2 separate regions of the Homo sapiens genome follow, and region 2 is linked to region 1. A link is a contact called in ENCODE Hi-C or POLR2A ChIA-PET data. All regions are on one chromosome and are shown on one strand. The core of a region is the stretch at or near the end of the contact, and the rest is flanking DNA. Distances in the headings are between cores, read along the strand shown.

Region 1 (2,853 bases), core at 241-2,740:
CAAAGTCTAGTGGTCAACGGATTGTCTGGGCCTTAGAATGCATGTCTCCAAAGGAACGTCGCGAGAACTGCTGGGGGCCTCCCAGCGGCCCTCAGAGGCCCAGTCGCTAGCAAACAGCAGCCACGACTTACTTGTCGGAACTACCCATATTTTCCTTCTGGGCAGTGTGGCTATGGAGAGAGCTTGGGGAAGGACCCAGAGGCCTGACATCTAATCCCGGCTTCACTGCTGTGGGAACAACTCAAGACCAGGCTAGGGACAGTGAGCACTGGGCTCATTGGAGAGGTACGGGAAGTGAGACCACTGTCTCTAGCAGCCACTCAGGAAGCCAGACCATAACCCCTCTAACCATCGGCCCCAAATGGCCCGGGCTTGGTTCATAACTGCCACTTCCCTAATTGTTGCCCCCGCTTACAACTCAGGAGCTTCTCCAGCAAGGGGGCCGCTCCCTCACCTATGTTTGGCAGAGACCCCAATGTGGGCAGGGGATGGGTGGGCCTCACCGTGAGAAAAGAAGGCTCCCACCTGAGCACCAGGCCAGTTCCCTGGCTGGAGGCTGCCGTCGTGGGAACCTGGAGGTGGCTCAGAAGCAGCATGTCCCAGTGATACAGAAGGGCTGGGCTCCTGGCTAACCCCCACCCTTAAGCCTGGAAGCGCAGCCCTAAGTGAAAACAGCTGACTCATTTTTCCACCTGAACGTTGCCTTTTTGGCCTGCCCCGCCCCATCCTCTGCCCATAAAAGACTTCAGCTGGCAGAGCAACACAAGCAGCTGAGCATTGAGGATACAAGCAGTTGAGCATCAGAGCTGTGGCTAGACGTGGCTAACTTCAGATGGTGTGGCTTCAGAGAGGGCCGGGCTTCTGGGAGAGATCACCTTCCCATCCCCTTTCCAGCCTCCCTTTCTGCTGAGAGCCACACATCACTTAGTAAAGTCTTCCGCATTCATCACCTTTCGAACAGCTCGCGTGACCTGATTCTTCCTGGGCACTGGACAAGAACCCGGGTGCCGAGAGGGCAGGGGCTGCCACCCTGACCCTCCACTGAGCTGGTTGGTACTTGGCTGTTCCTGGACAGCAGAGCTGAAAGAGCATTGGTTGTAACATGCTTGGACGCTTCTGCGGGGCCCTCACGGAGCCCGCTCCCGCCAGAGGCGAGCCACGGGCAGCTTCCAGCCACTCCAGTTGCTGTCCTCAAAGGGGTCAAGGGATCGTGTCCTGTCTCACCAGGAGATTGGCTGGGGCCACATTTGGCTTTCTCTGGTTGGTCCTGAGTTGCAAGTGGGGACAACAATTAGGGAAGCGGCAGTTATGAAGCAAGCCCGGGCCATTTGGGGCCAATAGTTGCAGGGGTTATGGTCTGGCTTCCTGAGTGGCTGCTTGAGACAGCGGCCTCACTTCCCGTACCTCTCCAATGAGCCCAGGAGCCGGCCTGTAAATAGCGGGGCTGGTTGCTGTGGAGACAGTGGCCTCACTTCTCACAAGCCTGGCTTGTAGATAGCAGGCTGGCTCCTGGGCTGGTTGCTGTGGAGACAGTGGCCTCACTTCCTGTGCTCCTGGCTTATAGACAGTGGGCCAGCTCCTGGGCTGGTGGCTACAGCTTGTATCTCCAGGCTCTGTGTCCACAACTGGTCTGGGCTGGTGGCTACAGCTTGTATCTCCAGGCTCTGTGTCCACAACTGGTCTGGCTGTTGTCCATTTGCATATCCAGGCTCTCACCACTGCCGATGGCTTCTCTGGCCTCTTATGAGCCACATAACCGATGTAGCCCTCTGTTCTTTCATGTGTAAAAAGTCAAGGGTGCAATGTACATGATCTCTGAGATATCTGCCAGTTCTAAAATTCTATAAAATAATTAAGTTGCAAGAAATTACAACTTTATGTCCACTTAGGTCCCGGGTGGGCCCCTGCACAGAAGCAAATGTTTGCAGGCTCTCCTTGCTCTGTTCGGAGGCTCCTTCAGTTTATCGCAGACCGTTAGGGTCCTGGGAAGACAGCTTGGACAGACTCACCTCCCACAGAAGGATGCTGAGGTCCAGAGGAGGGAGGGGAGTTGCAGGTCCACCCTGTACCATACGACTCCCAGCCCAGGACGAGCGGGGCCAGCACTTCCCAGACTGGAAGCTGTATGCGAAGTCCCGGCCAGGCTCCTGTCTGTGTAGAACCGCCTATAGCGGGGCCTGTGAAGCTGCATTTCTCGGTGCCCAGTCGATGCTGGTGCTGCTGGTGTCCCACCAGGCTTTGAGGAGCCAGAGACTGGACGCTCTGGCAGGTCCTCACGCTGTGCCCCCATGGAGGCTGGTGCCAGGCAGCACGGGGCTCTGCAGCCGACGGGAGCAGACCCGTCTGCATGGAGGTAGACACTGTCAGTAAACAGACCCAGCTACCGAACTTGAAACCACTGGGGACTAATTAAGTGCCTGTGTGAAGATTATAAGCGCAGTGGGAGTTGGAAGGACGCGATCTGTGAGCTCATTGTCCCATGGGAAGCACTGCCTGGCTGTGCTTGTGCCTCTGGACACCTGACTTCATCACAGTCACTATGACCTCTCAGAAAGAAATACGAGTGACATGCCCCACGCCTGTGCTCACAGCACACACTGTGTCTCTGCATCACGAGGGCCGGCTCCAGGTGGAGTGGCTACTTTCCCATAGCCCTCCCGCTCCCACGCCCTCTGCATCCCTGTCCCCATCCTCAGGCACTGGGAGTGAGCCACACCTGCCTGCCTCTCTGTGGCACTGACACTGAGGCTTTTCAGCCCTCTGCTTATCCCCAGCCCCCTAAACTGCTTCCGCCACAATCCCCCTTACTTTGGGGCCTTCTGACCCAGTGGCTGGCCACTGGATCCTGAGGGG
Region 2 (2,863 bases), core at 46-2,545, 99 kb after region 1:
TAGACTTCTAGAAATGTATACCAAATAGAATGGAACAGTCTGTGGTTATTTCCTCATTTAACTAATAATCTGAATGAAAGGATGGGCAACGTGACTCTTCACTCTGTCATAAGTCAAAAGTATAATTTCCCATACAGATTTCTTTTCCATGACTACCAAGCTTATTGCATGATACCACAGAGTCATCTTTCCATAATAAAGACGTCCTAACCCATTTACAGGGAACCTTCCCAGGAGGAAGCAAACTCTTCCTCTCTGCCATTTCCGGACTGGTTTCCTCTCTCCGTCCCCTGACTTTTATCTCAGCTGTGTTTCTTTTTGCCTACCCCTTGTCCCCGGAGTCTCAGCCATGGATAACCCTGCTGCGCGGAGGCGGTTGAGAGAGGCCGCTGTGAGCTTGAGTGTGGACATTTGTCACGTACAGAGATGGCACCCAGAATGCCTGGGGTGGTCCCCGCGCCTTCAGCCCCCCACTTCACCAGGTCCCTCTCCTCTCTGCCCCGAGCCTCCTCCTCCTTCCTGCTTCCTGCTCTGCTTGTCTCTTCCCTCTTGGATTAACCCTTCCCCCCTCTCAGCATTTTCCTTTCTCCTTCCATGTTTTTTTTTAATCCCAGTATTCAAGTACATCTGGGTATTTCCAAAGCAAGCCGGGTGGGGCCAGGGAAGGAGCTGCCCACGGAGACCTAGTGTGGTGAGGACACTGCTTCAGGCCGAAGGGATGGCCCTGGGCTGTGTGCTGGACCCCTTGGCTTCAGTTTCTGTAGAAACCCGGTAAAATCTAGGGTTCGTGGGGCGGTTTCTGAGTTCCTTTGATTACTCCACGATTCCATGAACTCCCAGCGCCCACTCCGACGTGCTGGGGCGGTGGCCATCTCTCGCCCTCCCCTCTCCAGCCTGGGTCTTGTTTCTCCGCCTCAGCCCCGGAGGTCTGTCTGTCCACCTGTTTCCCACCCCGTCTCTCCCTCCCTGTCGGGTTCCTGCACCCTGGTCCCGGGAGCCCCTCTGCCGCCCCGCCCTGGCCCTCCTGCGGTCGCGACACCCGCTGCGGCCGCACCCTTCCTGCGCCTGGTCGCCTGGTAGCTGCGTCTATGTCGCTGATGCTCTTCGCTCTAATGGCCTTTGTTGGATCGTCTCCTTCTTTTCCCCTTTTGTTTCTGTGGGGTTCTCTAGACTGTTTGCTCATTTCAAAAAAAAAAAAAAATCCATCTTCCGCGTTACCCCATTCTCTCCTGCCCTAGCGAGTCCTACAAGCGTGTTTCCTGTAGGCCGAGCCGGATGCCTGAGGCCAACCATGGCAACAGCCAGGGCGCGGGGGGTGGAGCCCGGAGCCGGCCAGGGCAGCTCATCCAAGCCTCGGCTTCCCCTTCTCACGGAGGGAGGGCCGGACGGAGCAGCCCAGGACTCCCAGGGGATGAAAGAACATTCCAGAAACCCAGCCCCTGTGGCAGGCCTTTAGGCAGCCCCGGCTTGCTGGGTGCTGCAGGGGGGCAGAGGGGAGTTTCCGGTTCCTGGAGAAATCGCTCCTTGCTCCTTAGTGACACTTGCTGCTAATATTAATTGTAAGTGTGTGAAGACAGCACCAGCAGAGAAACCAAACAACCTCCTGTAGCAGTCCTGGTGTAGAGGAAGAATTTCAGCCTCGCCCGAGGCCCGGTCTATTCCTGTGAGGACTTCTTCCCTGGTTCTTTTCCTTCTGAAGCCGTAGCCTTCTCGGATTTGCCTGCAAGGGCTACCCTGGAACAGTTGAGGAGCCTCATTGTCCCCCATCCCTGCGGGCACGGGGGCAGGACACTCCCTAGCCCAGGCTCCTGATTAGAAATGTAAAAGAGTTTCTCCTGCGGGAGCAGATGCCCCGCCACTTCCTGAGAGGTCCCTCCTTTTCTCTTAAAGACGCAGGGCACACAGAAGACGCAGCCATGCGTGCAGCTGGGCGGGCCATTCAGCGCCCTGCCCTTCCTGGGCTCTGCAGTGGCCGGGGCGGCCGCGTTCAGCCTCTGCTTCTGGTAGCTTCTGAAGCATGAAGGCCTGGGCAGCGGTGCTCAGGACAGTCCTCCCTGGGCGGGGCGAGGCCGGGAGCTGGGCCCCTGTCCCCCCGGTTCTGCGTCCCCGGTTCCCTCCTGTGATGGGAGGCTGTGACTGAGGGAGCCTCCCCTCGGCGGTGTGAAAGTGACCACGCTCTGCTGTCCTTCCAGGGAAGCTTGATGGTCCCAGCCGGTGCCGCTCCCTGGTGTATGGGATGGGGTGCCTGGATGCTGCCTCTCTCCCACTGCCTGGCAAGGTGGACACAGCCTGGGCCCAAAGAGAACAGACACAGAGCCGCCCGAGGGGCCAGCCTGCCCCACCGGCACTGGGCACAGATCTGTTCCACAGCTCTGGCTTCCATGGCTCTGCGTGTGTCTGTGGTTGCCCTCATGCCCAGTGCAGGTCCTCACCCTTCTGTCCCAGCCTCAAAGTGGCGGCCTCCCTCCCACCTGCCCTTCCACCTGCTGCCAGAGAAGTCTCTAGAAGCAGGCCTGCGATCACATCTCCCTGCACACCACCACTGACTCTCAATGCACCCGAATGAGTCTGGGCCTCCACGTTGTCCCTCCAGCTTTGCCTTTGTGTACCTGGCATCACTGGGCAACAGCATGATTCTGCCCCTCCCCGGGCAGTGCCTACAGTTGCCCCTTCCTGGCCTTACCAGCTCCGGTCCCAATCCACACAAGACTTGTCTACCCATGGAGTCCAGGCCCCTGCTCGTGGGGGCCTACCCTGGAGGGGCAGGACGGGGCGGCATCCCGAGGGTCGGCCTCAAGAGCATCCCCGGGAGGCTGAGACCTGGCTGAAGTGGGGAGGTGGGCACCCAGTTTCCCTGAGGCTT

What was found. Hi-C counts contacts between places; a loop is a spot of excess contacts on that map. ChIA-PET counts read pairs that join two places held with the same protein, here RNA polymerase II (POLR2A). Pooled maps may share reads with other maps.
Region 2: a pooled map shows a loop between it and region 1 (2.2-fold over the local background). The contact joins two enhancer-like sites. A Hi-C loop is called at or near these places in 1 of 37 single-sample maps with no recorded cell type and 2 of 50 pooled maps. POLR2A ChIA-PET finds 5 or more read pairs at or near these places in 2 of 52 experiments (BJ and naive thymus-derived CD4-positive, alpha-beta T cell).

The regions. Positions count from the first base shown.
Region 1 is chr7:155,589,113-155,591,965 of GRCh38, reverse strand. No RefSeq gene overlaps it. Among named protein-coding and RNA genes, the nearest start is that of CNPY1, 44 kb to the right of the region's middle. RefSeq lists an enhancer at 1,682-2,503. Within about 2 kb of position 1,490, at least 5 of the 41 ENCODE cell types and tissues checked have a DNase peak (open chromatin) inside an H3K27ac peak, as active enhancers do.
Region 2 is chr7:155,489,568-155,492,430 of GRCh38, reverse strand. No RefSeq gene overlaps it. Among named protein-coding and RNA genes, the nearest start is that of EN2, 33 kb to the right of the region's middle. RefSeq lists a silencer at 943-1,012 and an enhancer at 1,812-2,545. Within about 2 kb of position 1,295, at least 11 of the 41 ENCODE cell types and tissues checked have a DNase peak (open chromatin) inside an H3K27ac peak, as active enhancers do.